Linked DNA regions of Homo sapiens: all the other regions are linked to region 3. The links are chromatin loops, found by intact Hi-C in ENCODE. Cell type or tissue: dorsolateral prefrontal cortex. All regions are shown on one strand. Region 1 overlaps LOC125312414 (a long non-coding RNA gene). Region 2 has its middle 18 kb from the start of XCL1. Region 3 has its middle 33 kb from the start of MIR557. Region 4 has its middle 2.6 kb from the start of XCL1. Region 5 overlaps GPR161 (G protein-coupled receptor 161). Region 6 overlaps SFT2D2 (SFT2 domain containing 2).

Evidence for each region. A loop is a pair of places that touch in the nucleus more often than their neighbours do. Peaks named below come from ENCODE experiments on the same cell type or tissue, not always from the same donor. Only the 100,000 strongest peaks of a DNase experiment are listed, where the experiment ranks them.
Region 1: a loop joins it to region 3, with 10 times the contacts of the local background. A loop is called at or near these places in 7 of 110 quality-filtered maps.
Region 2: it touches region 3 in a loop (3-fold over the local background); 12 of 110 quality-filtered maps call a loop at or near these places.
Region 4: a loop joins it to region 3, with 3 times the contacts of the local background. A loop is called at or near these places in 73 of 110 quality-filtered maps.
Region 5: a loop joins it to region 3, with 2.8 times the contacts of the local background. A loop is called at or near these places in 4 of 110 quality-filtered maps.
Region 6: it touches region 3 in a loop (5-fold over the local background); 11 of 110 quality-filtered maps call a loop at or near these places.

The regions. Positions count from the first base shown.
Region 1 is chr1:168,397,092-168,401,091 of GRCh38, reverse strand. It overlaps LOC125312414 (a long non-coding RNA gene), which reads left to right. Exons shown (of 8, transcript NR_176090.1): 8 at 1-901. It overlaps LOC100505918 (a long non-coding RNA gene), which reads left to right. Exons shown (of 5, transcript NR_176059.1): 5 at 1-901. Among named protein-coding and RNA genes, the nearest start is that of MIR557, 24 kb to the right of the region's middle. In dorsolateral prefrontal cortex, no CTCF peak of the experiment used is centred here; a DNase peak (open chromatin) is centred at 1,891; H3K4me3 peaks cover 414 bases; H3K27ac peaks cover 3,248 bases; H3K27me3 peaks cover 351 bases.
Region 2 is chr1:168,592,800-168,596,799 of GRCh38, reverse strand. No RefSeq gene overlaps it. Among named protein-coding and RNA genes, the nearest start is that of XCL1, 18 kb to the right of the region's middle. In dorsolateral prefrontal cortex, no CTCF peak of the experiment used is centred here; no DNase peak of the experiment used is centred here.
Region 3 is chr1:168,340,994-168,344,993 of GRCh38, reverse strand. No RefSeq gene overlaps it. Among named protein-coding and RNA genes, the nearest start is that of MIR557, 33 kb to the left of the region's middle. In dorsolateral prefrontal cortex, CTCF peaks have their summits at 1,204 (motif pointing right) and 2,110 (motif pointing left); a DNase peak (open chromatin) is centred at 2,113; H3K4me3 peaks cover 1,317 bases; H3K27ac peaks cover 3,347 bases.
Region 4 is chr1:168,571,979-168,575,978 of GRCh38, reverse strand. No RefSeq gene overlaps it. Among named protein-coding and RNA genes, the nearest start is that of XCL1, 2.6 kb to the left of the region's middle. In dorsolateral prefrontal cortex, a CTCF peak has its summit at 1,537 (motif pointing right); no DNase peak of the experiment used is centred here.
Region 5 is chr1:168,080,226-168,084,225 of GRCh38, reverse strand. It overlaps GPR161 (G protein-coupled receptor 161), which reads left to right. Exons shown (of 6, transcript NM_001375883.1): 6 at 1-4,000. Among named protein-coding and RNA genes, the nearest start is that of GPR161, 55 kb to the left of the region's middle. RefSeq lists a silencer at 1,641-1,935. In dorsolateral prefrontal cortex, CTCF peaks have their summits at 1,584 and 1,786 (motif pointing right); DNase peaks (open chromatin) are centred at 1,785 and 2,712; H3K27ac peaks cover 3,169 bases.
Region 6 is chr1:168,233,097-168,237,096 of GRCh38, reverse strand. SFT2D2 (SFT2 domain containing 2) reads right to left here. Exons shown (of 8, transcript NM_199344.3): 4 at 1,915-1,996; 5 at 473-508; 6 at 327-385. Among named protein-coding and RNA genes, the nearest start is that of SFT2D2, 9.1 kb to the right of the region's middle. In dorsolateral prefrontal cortex, CTCF peaks have their summits at 140 (motif pointing left) and 1,675 (motif pointing left); a DNase peak (open chromatin) is centred at 120; H3K4me3 peaks cover 248 bases; H3K27ac peaks cover 1,927 bases.

The DNA.
Region 1 (4,000 bases), 56 kb before region 3:
GCCCAGAGTTCCCTACCCTATGGTCTCATTGCTCCCTCCCAGGCACTGCTGCCTCCCAGGACTCTTCCCTGTCGGTAATATAGTTCTGTTTGATTGTTCAGTTAATTTTGCCTCCCCTGAAGACCATAAGCCATGTTGGCAATGATGGTTTTGCTCACCATTGCACCTCCAGTGTCTAAAAACCATGGGCAGGTCAATTCATTTTTGTTGAGTAAAGGAATTGTTCAATAAGTGCACAAATAAATTCACATTAAAACTTGTCCAAAAACAAAGGAGTTTTCTTGTGAGAAGCAGCTGCTCATTCTGGGGCATTCAAGTGCAGTGAGATGACAACGATGACCATTGGAGATGCTTTCAAAGTGATGCCGGCACTAGACAGATGGCTGGAGTGTGTACCCTTTAAGGACTCACCTATCTCAGAAGTCATGTGTGTTTCTGTATGTGTAAATGCACAAACAGACTGGAAGGATATGTGTTCAGCGTCTTTTCAGACTGTGAAGGTCCCTGCAACCAGAAGGAGAGCTGTCTTCAGGAAAGGATGAAGGGAACGAGCATCTGTCTGTGACTCTGGTGGTTGTGCAGGCAGGTCACCTCAAGGTGGAGTGACACTGTGGTGGGACAGGTGGAGCACCAGTGAGGAAGCTCTCATGGGCCTGAGCCAACTGAATTAATTAAGACCAAGAACAGTAAAGGGACCCAGAGGGCAAACTCTGAGAGGCAGTCATAAGCAGCACCCTCTCCCCAAACTGTATTACTCATTCCCACAGAAGTGTGTGTCTGCTTGCCTTTAATCTGTTCTGACTGTAAGCCATTTTGAGACATCCCAGTCCCAATGATGGCCACCATGTTCTGCATTGAATAGATGCTTGACATACATCCAATTAGTAAAAGCGAGTGAACTAAAGTTTATCACTTGGGGTTTGTTTTTTCCCCATCAGTTGCTCCTGCTGCTCAAGGGTGTGTGTGTGTGTACACATATGAATGGAATACACATGTATGGGGGGTGGGGTGGGATACAAAATTGAGGCACCAACAAGTATCCAATATGAATGTCTTTAAAGTCAGTATCAGCAGCAAAGAAGGTACTGCACATACGATGTGCAGGGGAAAACCTTTTTACCAGGCACAGACCACCACCAAAGCCCCTCTGCCTAAATCTGTATTTGAAAAGCTAATTAAAGATTTTTTTTTTCTTTGGGGTCTTGAAATACTTTGCCTTTGAAAGCTCTTTGTTAAAATGAAAATGCCTTTGGAAAGGGGAATGGTTTAAACGTCTATCACTTTGCTTTTTAGAGGGGAATATGGTGGATAATTAAGAAGAGCCTGGAAAATCAGACCCCAGACTATGAGTGAGGAAAGGTGAGCCAAGAGGATGAGAAGACCCAGCAGAGAGAGCTGCTGTCAAAAGGGGCTTTGTCACCTTTAAATATCATTTCCACAACTTTGCTTGGGGAAGCCCAAGGTTTAACTGCCTCTCCTCAAAGAAATGCTCTGCAGATCTCTAAGACAAACAGATAAGCTTAGGTTAGATTCAATTAGGAGAAAAGGTGCTACACTCACTTAAACTTTTTATGATTAAAGGCAACAAGCAGCATCTTGGAGCTCTGTAGCAATAAGACTTTTGCAGCCTGGCCATCCATCCCCTGGTTGCTAGAATGAGGAGCAGCAGCAGATCAAGCCACATATGCAGTGGTGGGATAAGGTCTCAATACCTGCTCCAGAGAGCTCAGGATCTAGTGAGCAGCATCCAGGGAAGTGGGTGTGGAGAAAGAAATGAAGGATGGAGAGTGGGAAACAACGAAAGAGAAGAGAAAGAGGAAGGCGAGTTAAGCATCTGGAAAATTACTGCAGTCTCATGGCTTTGGCTGCTTCAAAGCCTGGATGAGTCATCCACTGGTTGCCTAGGCAACGACTATTTTCCTCCTGCTGCTGATCAATTTCATCTGCACAAATGTCCCATGAAACTGTGAGCTGTGAAGATAATATACCCGAGTCACAGAAGTATTATCAGACAAGGTCTGCATTTCAAGTGTTCTGAAAAAGACCTTATGTATACCAAGCCATCCACCTTCCCATCCCACTCAGACCACACACACACACACACACACACACACACACACACACACACCCCTACCCTATGGGTAGTGATGGGCCAGGACAGGGGTCCAGGCAGGAGGAGATCGTCACCTCTGCCTTATCCTGGTTATGATCCCAGGATCTTAACTGCCCAAACTCACTGTCTCCAATTAGAGACAGAGAGGATATGTGGTCATTCCCTCATTTCATGTCTTAAAACAAAAATGGATGCTTGTATTAAAAAAAAAAAAAAAAAGAACAGCCACATTGGACAGCCAAATACAATGCCCTTTGAGCTGTGACCTGCACTCTGTGCTCCTGGGTTCTGAACAGGGGAGAGTGGCTACTGTCTCCACCCTGGGTCCTCCCAAAGACAATGCTGTCCCTTTCCCCTATCTTACTTTTCCTCCTAGCTCTAGTTGCTACATACTACATGCTAAATATACACTTTTTTGTGTCTTCCCTACTAGAGCATATGCTTCTTTAGCAGAGGAATTTTATTTATCCTACTCACCACTGCATCCTTATCTCCTAGCCTAGCTCATCCTACGCACACTGAGTGCTCAGTAAAAGTTTGTTGAATGAATGAAAGAAAATGTTCTTGGATCATCTCTAAGACAACCCTAAAAAATGTTTAAGAAATATGAGCAAACTCTTTCCAAGGTGACTTCTACACTGCAGACATGACAACACCTACACTATGTCTAATCTAGAAATTGTCACAATTTTTGTGATTTCCCTCATTTTACCTCCCCTATGTAGGGCACAAAGAACTTGGGAAAGGTCTTGTGTAAAAAAAAAAAAAAAACAAGTGTCATATACATGAAATCAGCCCATAGCACAAAACTAGAAGAGCTGTTATGTCTATTTATATGTTGCTAATATTCACTAAGGGCTTACAACATGGCAAGCACGTTACATGTATTTTCTCATTTCATTTTCACAGCAACCCAGGTAGTAAATATTTGATAATTCCCATTATACAGATGATGAAACTGAGACTAAGAGAGGTTAAATAACATGATCCTGATGTGCATGCCGTAAGTGGTAGCATCAGGATTCAACCTCAGGTGGCTAAAAGCCACCACTCCATATTGTCTCTCGGTTTGCCACACCCCTCCACTTATCAGGATAGCCCTGTTGGTACCATTTCCAACACACCTTCCTCCTTCAAGCAGCGCAGAATCTCCATTTTAGCCTGGAATGGTTTGTATTTGTACTAAGCTTTCTTGTTTTCCAGGTATCTTTATATACATTATACAATTTGCTCTTCAAAACAGTGTTTTCTGATAAGCAGGACAGATACCATAATCTGCACATTTCAGACACAGAAAATCAGAAACAAAAAGGTTAAGTGACTTCCCTGAAATCATTCACTTGTCAGAGCTAGGACTTGCACACTGGTGCTCAGATGCCACCACCACTCTTACCCAGATGCTCTCTAGAAAAGAGCATCCCGGGTGCTCCCAGTATGAATGGCCCCATGCCTAGAACCACACCCTAAGTTGGCTCTGGGCCCCCTCCAATTCTCAGAGCAGTCCCCGGGAAGCCTCAAGCTGGCAAATCACTCATCCACCTTGTCAGCTACTTGTAGGCAGATCCTGCCCTGGGGAAACTCAGGAATCTTTTCTCAGAACCTTCAATAAGAGGAAAATGTTCCAATATTTCAGAGACAACTTGTATATCTAAGAAAGAGACCAAATGTTATACTTAATTTAGAAGATGGTGACATATATTTATACCAAATTTTACTCTCACTCTCCTTGCCCTGATCCCCTCAGTCTCCAACCACTCTCCACCTACCACTTTCCACTCCACAAAGAAATAACATTGGATCACATTCCACAGAATGAAAAGGCTTTAAATTATAGCTTTATGAACGTGATTCTGAGAAACCAGTTTACAAAAGATCCTTATCAGCTAT
Region 2 (4,000 bases), 250 kb before region 3:
GGAACCAATCTTAAGCAAAAAGAACAAAGCTGGAGGCATCATGCTAACTGACTTCAAACTATACCACAAGGTTACAGTAACCAAAACAGCATGGTACTAGTACCAAAACAGATATATAGACCAGTGGAACAGAACAGAGGCCTCAGAAATAATGCCACACATCTACAACCACCTGATCTTTAAGAATCCTGACAAAGACACGCAATGGGGAAAGGATTCCCTATTTAATAATGGTGTTGGGAAAACTCATCAGAGTGAACAGGCAACCTACAGAATGGGAGAAAATTTTTGCAATCTATCCATCTGACAAAGGTCTAATATTTAGAATCTACAAGGAACTTAAACAAGTTTACAAGAAAAAAACAACTCCATCAAAAAGTGGGCAAAGGATATGAACAGACACTTCTCAAAATAAAACATTTATGCAGCCAACAAACATGAAAAAAAGCTCATCATCACTGGTCATTAGAGAAATGCAAATCAAAACCACAATGAAATACCATCTCATGCCAGTTAGAATGGCAATCATTAAAAAGTTAGGTAACAGGCCGGTCGCGGTGGCTTACACCTGTAATCCCAGCACTTTGGGAGGCCAAGGCAGGCAGATCACAAGGTCAGGAGTTCAAGACCAGTCTGCCCAGCATGGCAAAACCCTGTCTCTACTGAAAATACAAAAAATTAGCCAGGTGTGGTGGTAGGCGCCAGTAATCCCAGCTACTTGGCAGGCTGAGGCAGAAGAATGGCTTAAACCCAGGAGGTGGAGGTTGCAGTGGGCCAAGATCTCACCACTGCACTCCATCCTGGGTGACACAGCAAGACTCCATCTCAAACAACAACAACAAAATCAGGAAACAACAGATGCTGGAGAGGATGGGGAGAAATAGGAACACTTTTACACTGTTGGTGGGAGTGTAAATTAGTTCAACCATAGTGGAAGACAGTGTGGCAATTCCTCAAGTATCTAGAACTAAAAATACTATTTGACCCAGCAATCCCATTACTGGATATATATCCAAAGGATTACAAATCATCCTACTATAAAGATACATGCACATGTATGTTTATTGCAGCACTATTCACAATAGCAAAGACCTGGAACAAACCCAAATGTCCATCAATTATAGACTGGATAAAGCAAATGTGGCACATATACACCATGGAATACTATGCAGCCATAAAAAAGGATGAGTTCATGTCCTTTGCAGGGACATGGATGAAGCTGGAAACCATCATTCTCAGCAAACTAACATAGGAATAGAAAACCAAACACTGCATGTGGTCACTCATAACTGGGAGGTGAACAATGAGACCACATGGACACAGGGAGGGGAACATCACACACAGGGGCCTGTTGGGGAGTGGGGCCCTAGGGTAGGGATAGCATTAGGAGAAATACCTAATGTAGATGACAGGTGGATGGGTTCAGCAAACCACCATGGCACATGTATACCCATGTAACAAACCTGCACGTTCTACACATGTATCCCAGACCTTAAAGTATAATAATATTAAAAAAAGGAAATGGAGAATTCATGTACCAGTTTTTATTCCTCTGATAGTTATAACTTTATAGCTAATAGCTTTACATAGAGAAAATATAAGTTCACAGCCACAGAAAGAGAACTTGAGCCAGCCATCTCACCCCCAAAATGTGTAACTCTGAGGAAAAATGACATTTTTTTAATTGCTTGGTGAATATTCTTGAAGATCTGTGCATGTGAGTGTGTGGGTGTGTGTATATGTGTAAGGATGTTTCGTGTCCCAGGACATATTTAGTGCCATTTAAAACAAACCAAAACATTAATATGCTTAAAAGTAGATTTAAAGCAATGCAAATGCTAAGCCACAACAGATTTTAGTTAAACCAAAGAATTAATTTAAAAAGTAAGAGATCCAGACCTCGAGAACCTCTGCTGCTGACTATGAAAGGGAGCTGCTTTGTACCAGGCACCTGGCAGAGTTTTTGCTTCCCATACTTCATATACAGCGAGTATGAAAACAGATTAAGCATCCTCCTTGCATTTTATTGCTGTTTCCAAACCGCTATTTCTCCTTTGCCCTGACCTTCCCTACACAGAGACTTTGAAGATAAGATCTTGAGGTAACACTACCAGAAACCAGATTCCTCTCCTGTTGCAGCCCTCTCCAAAATCCAAACATCCTGGCCTTCATTATTTGAATATTTTAGCATGTGGTTCTCGTCTCTCCATCGTTACTTCTACTATAATTCTTGCTGATTTCACTATCCATGCAGACTATTTGTTTTTAAATATTGGTCTGATCTCTTCTTTCCACCCTATTTCAGACCCTATTTCAGTCCCAAATATGATCATGTTTACACCATCTCTTCTGCTAACCATCCCAGCCACTATTGTCTCTTGCATGGATTATTTTAATAGTCTAACTGGAATCTTTCATGACCATATATTGTCATCACCAATGCATGGCATCTCATGCATTACCTTGGTTCCTGGCCAGCACACCCTATCTTTGTATCTCCTTTCTTCTTGTATCTTAATCCCAACAATTCTTCAGCCCCACTAAGTCCCCAAATATTTTGACTTTACCACCTTTGCACTGACTGTCACTCCCTAACATCCTCACTCACCTCCTTTCCCAGCTTAGCATTGCTAACTCCCTTGCATACACCGAAAATGCCCTTGCTCCTCTCCCTCCTTCAGTCTAACCACATTTCCCTAGTTCTGTAGCTCTGCCACTCTTCTAGATGTCAATTTCTTGCTTTCTTCTTTCTTTCCAAGCTAACAATGCATTTCTTTCCTCCTTTCCACTCTCAACTGATGACCCTGGAAACAGTAAGATCCATCAAAAGCAAGCCCCATCATGCTCCAACCACCAAACCTTCCAACCCACATGAAGCTCTCCTGATAAATTCCTCTACGTTTTCTACATTTGCAATGGATCAGCCATCCACTATCCTTTCTACAGGTTCTTTTTCACCGGTTTTGGTAAGGATGTAGAGAAACCTAAAACTTTATGCGTTGTTTAAAGGTCAAGTAAGATGATACGTTCACTTTGGAAAACAGTTTTTCACTTTCTTAACAAGTTGAACACAGACTTACAGTAAGACCCAGCAATTCCACTGCTAGGTATCTACCCAAGAAGAATGAAAACGTAAGTCCTCACAAATACTTGTACATGAATATTCACAGCAGCATTATTCATATTAGCCATAAAGTAGGACTTTCCAAATGCCCATTTACTGGTAAATAGATGAACAAAATGTGGTATATTCATGTAATGGAATACTATTCAGGAACAAAGAAATAGACTACGGCTACATGGTACAACATAGATGGGTCTCAAAAATAGAATGCTAAGTGAAAATAGGCAAGACTCAAAAGACTACATATATCAACTCCATTTATATGAAATGTCAAAGAAAAGCAAATCTATAGGGACAGAAAGGAGATTAGTAGCTGCCTGGGAGTGGGAGAAAGAATTAAATGCAAATGGGAATGAGGGACCTTTTTTGGAGTGATGGAAATGTTCTGAAACTGGCTTGTGGTGACAATCACACAGCTCTGTAACTGTGCTGAAAACATTAGTTGTACATTTAATGTGGATAAATTTTATGGTATATAAATTATAGCACAACAATGTTGTTGAAAATACAGACCGAAAAAGTCCCAAATAAGATCATTTTTACACCATCTCTTCTGCTAAACATCCCAGCCACTATCGTCTCTTGCCTGGATTATTTTAATAGTCTAACTGGAATCTCTGTTTTTAGCCTTGACTCCTTAGAATTTACTCTTTATACGGCTAGCAGAAAAACAAATTGCATCATGTCTTTGCTCAAACAGATCCAGTGGTTCCCCCAGATAAACCCAGAGTCCTTCCATGGCCAACAAAGCCCTGCAATGCTCCACGAGCTCGCTGAGTCCCCTTATATGACTCTCCTCTCTGTCACCAGTCCTAGTCACACAGGTCTTCTTGCTGCTCTTCAGCACATCAATCATATTCCTGCCTCAGGACCTTT
Region 3 (4,000 bases):
CCAAGTACAGCATGGACTTCAGTAACAAAAACCTTCCTGCCACTTCCCAACTGATTGCCCTAAGACAGTGCCCTTACTTAACTTCTCAGCCTCGGTTTCCTATCTATAGCATGAGCATAATCATCTTGGCTAACAGTGATAGGGCAAAGGTCAAATTCGGTAAAATATGTGAAATATCTGTAAGCTATAAAGCACCATGCCCATATTTTTGGACATTATGTTTTATACATCGATTTACTTAACATTCATCCTGGCAACCTCCTCATTTGCATGCCCTCTGGCAAACAGAAATCTAGGACACAGCACAGCAAACTTGGAAGCATAGAGAAAATGCAAACTATGAGCAAACCTAGCATAAACACACAGATTTACCAGGAAATCATTTATACTGTAAGCAAAGAAATAAATTTTGGTGCGTAAATGTAGGGGATTCATTATTAACTGAATCTTACTCTTTAGTCAAAGAAGGTTTCCTGAAGAAGGAGGGATGTCAGGCAATTTTTAAATACCAGAAAGTTGAGCCTAAGAAGCACTTATGAGGGGTAAGTAGTCCATTGACCCAGGACAGCAAGTAGATGTGTCTCATTCCATCACCCAGGCTACTAAGAGAAGAAGAGGGGTATGAGAAGACATTGAGTACATAGACCAAGTTCCCTGTTTCACTGTGAGTCACATGAAGACCCTGAAACGTGAGGATGTCAACTCAGAGCCCACAGATGGCAAAATCAGGATTCTTATCCTCTACATACTTACAAATCTCTACTACCCTTGGAATTCAGGGCTGCTTAGATGACAGACAGAAAAAGACAACGTATCTCATGGGGGCTCTCACGCTTGCTCTGATTCTGGCTTCCTCTCCTTGGCCTTTTGTATCATCTCCTGGGGGTCTCTAGAGCTACCTAAGTAGCTAACAAGCAAGCTGAAAAGCTCATCTTCAGCAAGATCACTTTTGCAAGCGTAACAGTCTCAGATGAAATAGATTGGCTTCTTAAAGGACTTTGGCAGCACTCAAAAAAAAATCCTTTTGAAGCAGCAGTGCATGTGAGAGGGAGTGGGGAGCAGGGATGGTGGGGTGGGCTTACGACATTCTAACAACCAGAGGTCTCATGATACCTTGGCTTTTCCTAGAGAGACAGGACTCAGGTGTTCTGGGCCCTAATGATCCACTCCTGTTTTCACTGCCTCCTCTGTCCCCCACTTGTCCTTGTCCTTCCTCTAGGAGGCAGCAATACAACAGGGCTGTGTTACACAGTGGGCTCGATCATCCACTCTCCAAAACGCTCAAAGAACACAGATGGACTCTTCCTTCTGAGTAAATCCTCCTCAATTAGAAAGCTCCTCGGCTGGCCCTATCTTAACATCTGCCTGAGGTCCATATACTGTCTACGAGATGCTCATTAGTACTGCAGGCCCTAGAGTCATCGGTAGACCTTGGACACCAGTAAAACATGTAGAACCATCTCCTCCAGAGCCAACAACTTATTATGAAACCTTCACATTTTCACTGCCAAGCAGGTAGCAGGGGGGCCTCAGAAAACCACAAGCTTTGTCTCTTTTCATACACCTCTAATATCGAGGTGTCAGGTCAGACAACTCTACCAAAACTGCAGTATAAAATCCTTTATACTGTAAGCAAATATATTTATTTCAATGGACCACTTAACCCTCATAAGTGCATCTTAGGCTCAGCTTTCTGGTATTTAAAAAATTGCCTGACACCCCTCCTTCTTCAGGAAACCTTCTTCGACTAAAGAATAAGATTCAGTTAATAATGAATCCCCTACATTTATATACCAAAATTTATTTTTTTGCTTACAGAACCAAATTTATTTCTTTGCACCAGGACCAAAATTGCATTATACCCTCCTCAAGAAGCTTCGTAAATGATTATTTGGTTTTGAACTTTGTTTTTGGTGTTTTGCCTGTCCTACTCAGAAGGCAGCTTTTATCCTGACGACGTTTCAGTTTTAGCTATGGCTCTCTCTAAAGCTGCTAGTTTTGTATGGGTAGCTCCTTCCTTAGAAGGAAAATCTGCAGTATCTTTTTTAAGTTCTGCGTCAGAAGACGGCCTGGACGGAGGGTGGGGTGACTGATGAGTTGGAGCTTTGCTGCCACCTGGTGTCCGACCGAGGAGGATGACGCAGTTCCCTAGATAAAGACTTGCAAGCTCTAGAGCCTCATCTGCTTTGCCGTGGGCGTGGGTGATTGTGCAGAGTTCTGGGTCACGCGCTTGGCTCTGATTTAAGGAGGTCAACCACACATACCCACGGGCAGAAAAACGGAGGCTGGCGCCTGCCGTCCCACCCCATCACCAGGACGAAAGGGGTGGGACCAGCACTCCCCATTTCCACAACCTTTCCCATGGCTTTTGGGTGACTTTTCCTGCGCTCCTCCCCCAATACGATATTCTCCCCTAAGGAATAAATGGAGAGACAGAGGGGGAAGCAGGAAAATGTAAGCAATGTGACTTTCTCTGGGGTCCTCATTCCCCTGCAGAGAGCTCTGAGGACTAAAACCAAGACTTGAAGGAGAAAAAGAGGTTTTAATATCCAAGCTCTGAAATCTCCAGGTTATGCAAACCATCAAAGTGATGTGAATGGCCTCCCGTAAGTAGGGATGGAGAGGACCCTGTGAACCAACTAGAAATAAACACTTAGGAAAAATAGCTTCAGCTTATTTAACTAAAGTTACGTCTGATGGCTGTTTGTGATTCCTCTGCAAGCTTGAACCTCTAATAGCACCTGCTATGTATTACGTATGCCCAAAGTGGGGACATTCATACAAGACTTCTTCACACTTTTAATAATGATAATGCTGTGAACTTTAGTTAATTAGAAGGATCGGGGACTGGGCAGCCTGATTAATTCAATTTTCTAGTTAACTAAGAGTTAATGTGGAAGTTATCCCTCTTTTCTAGGATTTTTGGTAGTTACAGCTCTCAGTGCTCATCTGTGTCTGTGGAATATTTCTGTCAATGTGAAGACTCTGACACATGCTTATCAAATTTTAGAAGATATAGGCTTGAAAGGTTTGGTAATGCGTTACATGGCAGAAGTCATTCAAAAGTAATTTAACGGGCTTATATTATGAGTTAAGACTAAAGTCCTGGAAATATATATTTTTTTAAGTTAACCATACAAATACAGGATGTTGAAACTTGGCTTAATAGCAGTTCATGTGGGAAGCCCCAGGCATTTTAGTAACCCAATGTGGCTGCCAAAAATGACAAAGCAGTCTTAGGCAGTGCTGAAAGAGAAAGGCAGTGTTGGGAGCAGGAAAGATGGGAGCTCTACTGAATATGCCATGGTGGGGTCATGTCTACAGATCTCCATTCTATTCTGCCTGCCACAGCAGAAAAGGAAAGGGAACTGATGAAAGTTTTAGAAATCACGGCATATGAGGAAAATTCAAAGCTGCTGACAATGTTTGCAGTAGAAGAATGGAAGGCCTAGGGAGAAACTGAAGAGCTATATTCAAACATGTGAAGGGTTGTCATGGGAAAAGAGGACAAGGCTTAGAGCTGTTAAAAGAAAAACTTTAGACAAAATAAATTTAACAGAGTTTATTTGTCCAAAGAACAACTCATGAGTTGGGCAGCACTCAGAACCAGAAGCAGTTCAGAAGACTGCTGCAGCAGCTTGGACAGCAAGTTTATGGGCTAAATGCAGAAGGAAGGCAAAGAAAACGTATTTCAATATCGACTAGAGTCTTTACCAGTCAGCAACCACAAACTAACTTCTGTTGGTGGTTTCTGACTGATAAAGGCGCTAGTTTCATTTCACTGTTTTATGCTGGGATTTGGTTTGCTTAGTGGGAACTTAAAGCCCAGGAGCCATTCCAGCCTAATGACCTCCCAATTTATATATATATTTTTTAATTATTATACATGACCTCCCAATTTAAAAAAATATTTTAGCAATTCCTCACCTATCAGCCTCTTGTTATGATAGATTGACCACAACATGGCCATAAACACCACTCCCTGTCATGATCATGGCTG
Region 4 (4,000 bases), 230 kb before region 3:
GCATGTGTTTGCTTTATTACAACTTAACATACACATTTATAGAAGCTTTTGAAAAGCTGTGCTGTACCAACTTATTTCAAATTAAAAAAGAAATAAAATTATAATCTTACCATCTGACAGTTTTCATTTTCAATATTTTTCCAGTGAATCTGCATTGGCATACATGTGTTCTCATAATTGTGGTAATTTTAAATGCTGTTTTAACACCAACTTAAATATCTTCCCATTTTTTAGCGTTCATATTTCTACTTCAAGTAAATATATACACATACACATTAAACCATTTTCTTATAACTTATTATAAAGATCAGAACTGTAAGGTCAATTTCATTAATACACACCGAATTATTTCCCTTTAATAACCAGGAGTAGGATTACTGGGTAAAATGATATGATCATCTTTACAGCTCTTATTATATATTGCCATATAGTCTCCCCAAAATATAATTTTAGTTTGCAATGCTCCCAGTAGAATTTAAACATACTGATTGCAATGGAACTTTTCTGCCACTGAATTTGTTGTATGGTGGTTGTTCTTTATGTTATATAGGTATCTATAAAATGTATTTATTAAATACATGTGTAGTTAAAGGTCCATTGCTATGAGGAATATGAAAATAAATTCCTATGTTTTGATAAAAAGTATAGGTTAACCTCTAAGAGACTTCCCACTAATCGCATTTGATTTTTCACCCAGACTTCATTCTAAACTTCAAACTGGCTCTTTAATGATCTCTACCTTACTGCACAATCACTCCTTGAACACTGGACACATCTTCTATTCAAACTGCTTCTCCTCATATTAGTCCTTAGCATGGAGCAATGTGTTCTCTTCCATCTAATTTCCAAATACTGATATATAGGGATCATGTTAGACTCATTGCTATCCACCCACGTGTCTTTCTCAACCAAACTGGACTAAGTATACCTTCTAAGTAGTTCTTTGAGATGTGTCCTCCTTTCTTCCCACACTGCTCAAATCATAGGCCAATTGCAGTGGACTAACTGGTTTCCCAGACCAGGGCCTCCTCTCAGTCTGTTCTCTGCAGCTTTGCCAGGGTAATCACTGTAAAGCCTCAATCTAATCATGCCATTTCCCTACTGAGAACCTCTTTACTAATTCCAATGCCTATGGGATGTATTTCTAATCTTTCACTGTGATATATAAGAATGCTCAAGATCTAGTACTGCTTTCCTTTCAGACTCACCTTCCACCATTCACTCACACACTCCCAAACCTTAACAAACACATACATGTGCAGCCAACCCAATGGGCCAGCCTCTTTTATGCTCCTCACATGTTTCCTTTAACTGGAATACCCATGACAGCTCCCTACATAGTTACTTGTAAACTCCTCCTCTCTGTATAAGTTTTCCTGAATTTTTTTGATAAAATTAAGTTGTGCCACCCCTTTATGCTCTCTTAGAACTTTGTTCTGTTCTCATGGCTGTTCTGCAACGAATCTCATGGTGTTCTCCTACTCAATTACATTCCTGCGTCTCCCACTAGATGGCAGACTCTTTGAGAGTAGGAGATTCCCTTGTTATCTCTGGATCCCCGGCACTTGCAGAAAGCCTGGTATGTAATAATTGCTCAACAATTAGTTTTTAAGTAAAACAATTTTTTTAAAACGCCAAAATTACAATGATTGTGCATTAAGTGAAAGATGACCATCTAAAAACATAAAGCCATGCTTCATGACATTGGGCTAAGCAAATAAAGGAAACAAAGGCAAAAACAGACAAATAGAATTACGTCTAACTAAAAAGCTTCTGCACAGCCAAGGGAATAATCAACAGAGGTAGAAGACAACTTATGAAATGGGAGAAAATATTTACAAACTATACATCTGATAAGGAATTAATATGCAAAATATATAAAGAACTCAAGCAATCATTAGCAAGAAAACAACACAATTTAAAAATGGGTAAAAGACTTGAATAGACATTTCTCAAAATAAAACACACAAATAGCAATCAGGTATATGAAAAAATGTCCAACATCATTAATCATCAGGGAAATGTAAATTTTTTAAAAAAATATAATGAGGTATCACCCTACACCTGTTAGGATGGCTGTGATAGAAAAGACAAACGATAGCAAGTGTTGTCAAGGATATGGAAAAGAGGGAACTCTTGCACACTGTTGGCAGGAATCTAAATTAGTATAGACAGTATGGAAAACAGTAGAGTTTCCTCAAGAAATTACAAATAGAACTACCATATGATCCAGCAATCACACTACTGGGTATATGTTCAAAGGAAATGAAATCACTGTATCAAAGAGATATGTGCACTCCCATGTTTATTGCAACATTATTCATAATAGCCAAGATATCAAATCAACCTAAATAGATAAAGAAAATGTGGTACATATACACAATGGAGTACTAGTCAGCCAAAAAAAAGGGAGGAAATACTGTCATTTGCCAAAACGTGGATGAACCTGGAAAACATTATTTTAAGTGAAATAAGCCAGGTGCAGACAGATACTGCATGATCCCACTCACATGTGGAATCTAAACAAGTTGATTCCATAGAAATACAAAGTAGAATGGTGGTTACCAGGGGTTGGGGCGGTTGAGAAGCGTGGGGTGGGGTTGGGGATATGTTGGTCAAAGAATACAAAATTTTAGTTAGATAGAAGGAATAATTTCAAGAGATCTATTATACAACGTTGTGGCTGTAATTAAAAATATATTGTATTCTTGAAAAATGCTAGAGTGAATGTATTCTCCTCACAAAAAATGATAGCTATGTGAGGTAATGCATATATTGATTAGTTAGGTTTAGTCATTCGACAATGTATATATACTTTGAAACATCATCTTTTACACAATAAATACATACAATTTTACCTGTCAATTTTTTAAAATAAAATAAATAATAAAAAGAAGTAAAAAATAAAGGTGTGAACTCAGGAGATTGTGCCTGAGGCTTTCTCATGTTTTCAATGAAATCGACAATTTGACTAGTGGCTGAATTTTTATTTAGCATACTGACATGGAATTTGTTAAACTCTCAGAATGAATTGTTCACTTTCAGTTTGTCAAAGCATGCACTAGAATGTCATTTGGGGAAGATTTAAATAACAGACAAGAAAGTAGAAACCTAGCGCAAAGTGGGCATGACTTGCTAATGGGTGGACATTGGTTGACAACAATCAGTTGAGGCATACTTGTCATAATGAATATTTTTATCTTTGACTCTTCTCTTTCTCATGGATATTACACCCAATCAGCAAATACTGCAGGCTCTCTATCTTCAAATAGAACCTAAACACTTCTCACTACCCCCAAACCACCCTATGCCAAGCCACCATCACCTCTCACTTGGATTAGTCGAGTCATGCAGTAGCCTCCTAACTGTTCTTTCTGCTTCCATCTTTGCCTTAATTGACCACATCGACCAAGGTGACCATTAGAAAATGTCATTTCTTTCCTCAAAATCCTTCGATGGCTCTCCATTCTTAGGAGATAAATTCAAAGTCTTTGCAAGGGATTACAAGTGCCTATGCCCTGTGCTCTTCTCTCTCATTCACTCTCTGACATCCTCCCCTGCTGTTCTCTACGCCTCTTACATCAACACAACACGCGGCCACCTTGTTTCTCAGACATGTCAATTTTGCTCCTGACTCCAAGCCTTTGCATTTACTGTTTCCTCTGCCTAATACTCTCTTCCCTCAGATGTCAGCATGACTGATACCCTCACCTCCTTCAATTCTTCACTCAAATGCTGCTCATTGTGGCTTTTCCTGATCACCCAATTTAAAACTTTGTACACATGCCCATTCTGGTATCATTTGATCTATTTTTGCTGTTCTATTCTCATTCAGAACTCCCAACACCTTCAAACATAGCAGCAATTTACTTGCTGATTTTTTTTGTCTGTCTTTTTCCAGGAATTCCTTATCTTTTTCACTGCTGTTTCTTCAGAATCCTGTACAATGCCTGGCATAAAGGAGCTGCTTAATTTATATATCCAGAATAAATACAAGTAT
Region 5 (4,000 bases), 260 kb after region 3:
GCCCTGTCCATTAGAGCACAATCTGGATAGAATGCCAGCCACCAAGATGCATGAGGGGCAGGGTCACCATCTCAGAAGGGGAAGCACAGGAATGTGATTGGGATGGTTAAACCTCTCTTCTCCTCCCTTTGTGCTGGAACAGCAGTTGAAGTTTGGTCCTGGAGTAATTGCTGTGATGACTTGGGAAGCCACTGATCTCCTCTTGCGTCTGCCCTTGGCCTGCATCATGACTAAATAAGTTCAGGACTTCTCTGCTTTGGTTGGCAGAAGGTAGATTCCAAGGAGATCTTGCTGGTTGCTGAGAGGCAGCTGTTCTAGAAAGTGAATTACCCTTGTGGTTTTTTCTTTGGGGCCCAGCTAGCTCCTGGTGAGGTTGTGTTTTTGTGTTGTGTGGCAGAAACCAATGGTTAGCTGGTCCCCTGGTCTGCAGTTTGTAAAAGACCTTTCATGAGGCCTGGAGTCTTGCTACCTGTGGTGATTGAACTCAACTATTCTGGGTCACCTGGATGCCAGGCGCTGGCCTAGCTTCTGGATGGGAGTGGGAAGGAGCAGAGGGCAGGTTCACCTGTGCAGGTCAGACACTCTGCTTCCATCACTGGATGGCATTCCTACGTCTGCGTGTGGTTCACGTTTTCTATATATATTCCCTGTATATATTTTTTTCTAGCACTTGTCTACTTTCTGAAGGGACCATATTCCTGATCAACTAGTGTGCACAGAGGTGGAACAGGGCAGAGAGACCTTTATCTCTAGGATGGGTTGCTGGTTAGGTGTAGGCATTCTTGAGTGCAGCAGCTTGGCTTTGAAACGCAAGGGTTGGAGAATGTTCCCCTGACTGTACTAGACTGGGCTCTAGGGAAAGAATCCTGAGACAGCCCCCCACTCCCCCACTGACCCCACACTAGCTGGGCTATTATAGAATTTAATCTAAATCTAGAAATACTGCATTTCACAAAATGATTCACTGTGTTTCCCTTTTTTTACTGAGGTCCAATTCATTTAGTCGTCTACCAGACACTGCACATCCAGTGTATGCGAAGCACCAGGCTAGGCTCTGTAGGCAATACCACTAAAGTGTGCACTCTGATTTAGGGAGCAGGACCTGTGGATACCGATTCTAATAACTAGCAAAGTCAAGTCGTGGTTATAGAAAGAAGTGTGGCTTCAGAGGGAGGTGGGTATTTCCAAATATGGAGTTAGGGATGGCTCCATGAGGTAAGTGACAGTTTGAGCTAAGTCTTGAAGGATGCTTGGCAGCTAGAACCATATTTTCCATATTCAGGAATTCAAATTTGCCTTTATTCAGCTAGAGAGAAAGAGAGAAGGGGGTGTGGGGGAGAAGGAAAAGAGAATTTTCACACATTTTGAAGTTCCTGAGAGCATTTCTGAGGATATCTGCCGTTAGTGCAGAAGGTCGAAACCCCAAGTGCCCCCACTAAACCCAGGCTCTTTAGCTGTAAACTGCCATGCAGTGGCAGGCCTGCAGCCTTCCTGATGGGACCACATGGACAGTGGCACATGGGACATTTGGCTACTCGTTAGCTTAAACAACTCAGTCCTGTGTCTTCTGGTTTTGACAAGACCACATTTAGGACTGCTGCCCACCTCTGCCTCTTTCATTGAGATTTCCGCCTTATTGGGTCCCTGTGCTATGCCACAGATACCAGGTTTGGGGTTGTTTTGACCCAGAAGGCATTGGGAGTCCCACATTACAGAGCACACACACAGCTCAACACAGCCATTTCCCTGGCCAGAGGCACCAAGACTGAAGTTCAGGCCCTTAGACACTAGGTGGCAGCGGTGTGGCTGTGCAGAGCCAAGGATGAACCTGAGAGCTTGTTTGCCTCTGGCTGGGCACTCTTGTTTTGAATTCCTTTGCCCTTATCGTGTAGTCCACGGCCTTGGTGACCAAGGACCACCTGGCTAGCCTGCTTACATGCATGACCCCATCCAGGTTCACAGGTATTGCCACTGAGTGATCTTAGGTAGATCACTGCTCCTGGAGAAGCAGAGTTGAGGAGTGTAAGACAAGGGCCATCTAGTGCCAATGTTCCTTGATTCTTATTTGAGGAGCTACTATGTGGTCTTTCTGTAAACAAGTGAACAACCAATGAGACTAAATATTTGCAATAGATAGGCTAAGGAATTTGGGTTGAGACAGGAGACGGAGGAAAAATGCTTTGATACAATGACAGATGGTTAGTCTCTTCAGATTTCCCTGAATATTTTCCATCCCGACAATATGCCTCTTAGATACTTGCAGATTAGACATGTCTCTGGATGGACCACAAGATACATTCACAACATGTGTTCAGCCTTGAGCCCTGGCTGTGTCCTGTCTGGAAGGAACTGAGGATGATGTGGCTATAAAGAGGAGGCAGTGAGCTGGCATGTGACTGCCTTCTGTGGGCCTGACCTGTTTGACATTTGAGGGCCTATGATGTGCTAGGTGCTGTGTTAGGTACTTCCAAATGCTTTATCTCATTTTACCCCAGTGCAAGTGTGATATAGTGAGGATGGTGAAGACGTGGGTATGGTTAAGTCATGAGTTCAGATCCCGTGCTTCCAATTACATGGGTGTTTTCAAACAAGTCACTACTTATGAGTTTCCTCATCTGTGAAGGGAAGTTTAGTCATCTGTTTCAATGTGGAGACACACAGGATTGAGGGAGTCCTCCGTCACAGGGTGACTGTCTGGATTCTATGAGGAAATACTTGGAAAGCATGCAGCACAATGCCTGGGGTGCAGCTGAAGCTGAGCCACTGGTGTTTCTTCACAGTATCTCTGTGGGGAGGGTGTATTATTCCTTTTTATAGGGATCTCTATAATGAAGTGAGAATCTTGAAAATATAAGTGTTATCCTAGATGGGAGGTGTTAAAGGTTTTTGCCTTGGGAATTTTGTCATATTTGTTGCACAGCAAGGAAGGACTTTCAGAAAAGCAGGGATGTGGTGAGGAAGAGCAGGCAATAGAGAGCAGGGAGGAAAGGCTAAGTAGCATCTGGAACTTGAGAAGTCTAAGGGAGCCAAAATGAGATTTTCTATTAAAAATGTCTATCCTCAGCCGGGCGTGGTAGCTCACGCCTGTAATCCCAGCACTTTGGGGGGTCGAGATGGGCAGATCACCTGAGGTCAGGAGTTCGAGACCAGCCTGACCAATATGGAGAAACCCCGTCTCTACTAAAAATACAAAATTAGTTGCGCGTGGTGGTGGGCGCCTGTAATCCCAGCTACTCAGGAGCCTGAGGCAGGAGAATCACTTAAACCCAGGAGGCGGAGGTTGCAGTGAGCCGAGATCGCGCCATTGCACTCCAGCCTGGGCAACAAGAGCGAAACCCCGCCTAAAAAAAGAAAAAAAAGAAAAAGTCTATCCTCTATGCTACTGGCCTGTTTGTACAAAGATAAAATCATTCTAATTTGTCCGGAATGACTATCAAAGATGATCAAATCCCCAGGGCCTGGTGTAACGTTCCAAATCATAGCACAAATACAGCTTGACCTTCCTTACAGTCCAGAAAGGACATTCTCCCTGAGAAATGCCCTTGGTTGCTGAGGACAGCTCTGTCCTGTAGTGACAGAGTGACTGCCTGGCTGTGGCTCTTGGGTTCACAGAATCCCTAATCCTCCAAGCCCCTAAGAGGCAGGGCAGGGATGCTACCCACAATATATGCAGAACCCCAGATGGAGCCTGTGGGAGAGAGAGGAAATTACCGTCTTCACTGTAGGCAAAGGAGAATGGCTGTGATTAGCCATATATGCCTATAAGAAGGAGCAGAGCCATACTGTCCTTGTGGGTTGGGAGAGGGGACACAGAATCCAGGGCAATTGTCTGAGGTCTCAAAGTAAGTTAAGCCAGAGTCAAAGCCAAACTCCAAGTCTTGGCCAAGGGGATGAGAAAAGCAAGGAGCTAGTCTTATAGGTCAAGGAAGATGAGGTATAGTTAAGAGTCATCAGTATCACAGAACAGGCCAGCAGGGCTTTATTAGGTATGTAGAACTAT
Region 6 (4,000 bases), 110 kb after region 3:
GTTGTCCTTGCACTTACCGGACATGAGTGGCTTAATAATATTTGTAACATCTCAAAAATCAACCATTAGTTCAGCAAAAATGCCACAGCAGGCAAACAAGGAGCCTCCTGTGACCACTCAAGACCACTAATGCCATCTATTGGCAGTGGGCTGGGTTGATAGGCATTTGCTCTGGAGCCTGACTTCACTTTCATCATTACGAATCCTTAAATTAAACAGCTTCTGTGTTTTCTTAATTCTCCCACCCACAATATGTGAGTTTTATCTCCTTTGGCTACATTATTCAGTGGGCTATGTGGGAGGGGATTGTTTAAAAGGTTACTTACCACGTCAATGCCAAAGACTGCAAAATGCAGAAGATAAGTGCAAGTCCCTTGTTATGCCACTGGAAAAATAATAATATGGTTATAGGAGAGTGTGAGACAAGGGGCAAAAGCCAAAATGGTTAAGAAAAATTAAAATATACATTTACCCAAAAGGCAGAACACAGGGTAAGTGCAAAACACAACTAAAGGAAGAAAGGAAACATTAATTAATGACAATAACATGGCAGGAAAAAAAAAACTCAAAACTTGTTATTCTTCACAAATGCACAAAACTTATGCATCCTTCATCTCAAAGCAGTTAACCCACCTGAGCACCCATATTTGGCAGAATAGTTAAAAATCTCCATGAAATCAAACTAGCCAATAAAGATTCACATAGATAAGATGTTCTTTTACTTTCAAGTTTTCCCAGAACCTCTGCCCAGCAAACAAATCACATTTCAGGCCCACCCATTCATCCGTCCATCCATCTTTTCATTCAAATGCACTAAAGTAAGCTTAACACAAATCTTTCTATTTTAACTCCTACCAAATGCTAGTCTCTGCAGCAGAAAGCACATGTGAGGACAAAGGTTAACCTGAGATATCAATCTCACAGTCAGCATGCCAGTTACTTGTGTACCTATCACCTAACACTTTCCCTAAGGCCATTCTTAGAAAGCTCTTTCTGCAAGAGACTTGTCCAGGCCGTGGGCATCTGAGGCTGGCCAAGGACAACTGGTGCTAGAGCAGTCAGCCATGCCTTTCTTCGCCATCCTTCTATAACAATAACTACTCAAATATGTCCTAAATATTCTCTGTGTCCAGCATTGTGCCCAATACTCTAAAAGGACACAAAATAAACAGGAAATGTGGTCACAGCTTTTGATAACTCACCTATTTGAACAAATGAGATTATATAAATGAAACTAAAAATAAAAGTATGTTCTTCAAGTTCCAAATGTTGCAATAGCTATAAAAGTCCAGAGAATGTAGGTCTGGAATGATTTTGACAACCACAGGGAAGAAAATAGGCCAAAAATGAGAGGCATTTAGGGTCAATGGAACAGGAAGATACAACAAAGCTAAAGACAATGTTGTCAGAGCAGGGTACAAGGATGACAGGCCATAAGGAGGCCACTCCCACTTTGGGGAGACTGATGAAAAACAGTAATAAGTCCCCAAGTCAGATAATGAGGAATAAAGAGGCCATTCTATAAGACAGGACACCCACCCTAGAGAATGAGTCCTGTGTTTCTGAGTTATTCCCTCTAAGCCCTGCCTGTGTGTGGCTTCCACAGTCACCAGGAAGGTGTCTGAGCTCCCTTACTACCACCACACCACTGTGGCTCATCTGACAAGCAATGCCCTCTAGAGGTGCTTTTCAGAACTGGTAGCACCTTGACACCCACTGAAACACAAAGTAGGGGAGGAGGGGATCGTAGTATTACTTAGAGTGTTCCCTTCTGCCACATGGTTATAGGAATAGGGTAATAAGTCAAGCTGAACGGAAAAAGAGAAGAGGTCTTTAGATTTAAAAAGAAAAACATCCTATACAATAGAAATAAAAACTCCCATCTGAGAAGTCCAGCTAAAAAGCAGACCTTACCAGCACCATGATAGTTGCAATCAAACGAGTAGGCTCAAACATTCGCTTCAGCTGTTTCACTGGTCCCATGAGGAAGATGGTACTAAAAGGCAAACACACGCACACAAGCCGTTCAGAACAGAACTGCACTAGGCACACTGAGTCGCCTCCCCAAGATTTCCTGTGGCAATAGTAGCTAACATTTGAAAAGCTCTCATTCTGACTGTGCTGAAGGGCCTTTCGTGCATTTTTCTCATTTAATCCATCAACAACCAACCTATAAAGTAGGAACAATTACCACACCAAAGCCCACAGAGTTACTTTATCCAAGGCCACCCAACTAGGGAATGATAGACCCAGGCTGTAAATGCATGTGGGTGTTACTGTAGAATCATATCATACCACTAGGTTGGATAAGCCTTCTCCTTGAGAGGTGTTACCTTGCCTCCCTGACAATAACTACTCATGGAAACAAACAAGGCTCAGGAAGTTTAAAGAAAAACCATACCTTACAGGCTTAGGTAGCTTATGTTAAAAAGTAGAGCATTTCATTTTCTTTCATAATCTTCAGGGAATAATTCTAATGATGATGATATCATCATGGGTTATTTGTTGAATGTTTGCTAAATGCCAGATATTACATATATTACCTCATTTCTTCTCCTCAACAACTTTGTGAGTTATGTATTACACTTATTTTAGAGACGAGAAAATCACACAGCTACCATTTGACTCTATAGCTATTGGATTCCAAAGCTCTAAAAAGACAGACCCAGCATGCTGGGTTTTTTTTGTTTGTTTTTTTTTTTTTGACATGGAGTCTCACTCTGTCGCCAGGCTGGAGTGCAGTGATGCAATCTCGGCTCATTGCAACCTCCACCTCCTGGGTTCAAGTGATTCTCCTGCCTCAGCCTCCCAAGTAGCTGGGACTACAGGCACACGCCACCACACCCAGCTAATTTTTGTATTTTTAGTAGAGACAGTTTCACCATGTTGGCCAGGATGGTCTCGATCTCTTGACCTCGTGATCCGCCCAACTCGGCCTCCCAAAGTGCTGGAATTATAGGCGTGAGCCACTGCGCCTGGCCCCCAGCATGCTTTCTGTATGAATGAACTTGAGAGATGGCTAGCAAGAGTAATCACAAATGAAGCAGACTGTCATGTCTAACACATCAACTTGGCATGAGCCACCACACCCGGCCAATAAGTCTTCCTCTCTTTGAAGTGCCATTAAGTTGCAAGGCTTCACTCTCAAGTGTCCCAACTAAGAGAACACTTCTTTAACCTACACCGAATAAGAAGCAACAGTCAAGGCTGGTCCTAAAAATTAAACATAGCATATACACAAAACCATAACAGACTACAGGCAAAGACACAAACTCCCAAATACCCTGAAAATAACAATTTGCTCCCTTTATTATTTCCCTACACAGTCTATGAAGAATCCAGCCCATAGGGATTTGCTAAAGAGCTCTTCTAGACTAAGCAACACACCCATATATTTATGCTCAGTCTAGACTATACAATGTAACTTACACTGTCTGCCCAAAACACCCCCCCACCCAAAGTTAGTATTGGAGAAAGCTTTACAGGCAACAAGAGACATCTCTAAGGGTCAGCATTTTACTGTCATAAGCACTAATAAATTAAGCTTTACACAGGTAGCCAGAATCATGCAATCAATCATTTAATTAACATCCCCCATTTCCAGCCAGACACAGAGCTAAGTTTGGGTACAACTGGGGACAAGATACACGTGCAGCCCTTATCAAGTGGCTTACAGATCTAACAAGTCAGTGTAATAAAATGCTACCTGCACTGGCACATAAATATAGATGTGATACTGAGAGTCCAAAGGAAGAGGTCATCAATTCTGGAGAGGAGGAGGTAATCAGGAAAAGCTTCATAGAAGAGGTAGCTTTTGAGCCAGGTCTTAACAAATGAGCAAGTATCTACCAAACCAGGGGAGGTACAGATAGGGCAGCATTCCAGGCACAGAAAACAACCAAACAAGGGCACAACGGCATTTTGGGAAATGCAAGAAGTTCAGCCTGGCTGGGAAGCACACTGGATAGGGAATGGGACAACGGTGAAGCCAGATCTCAAA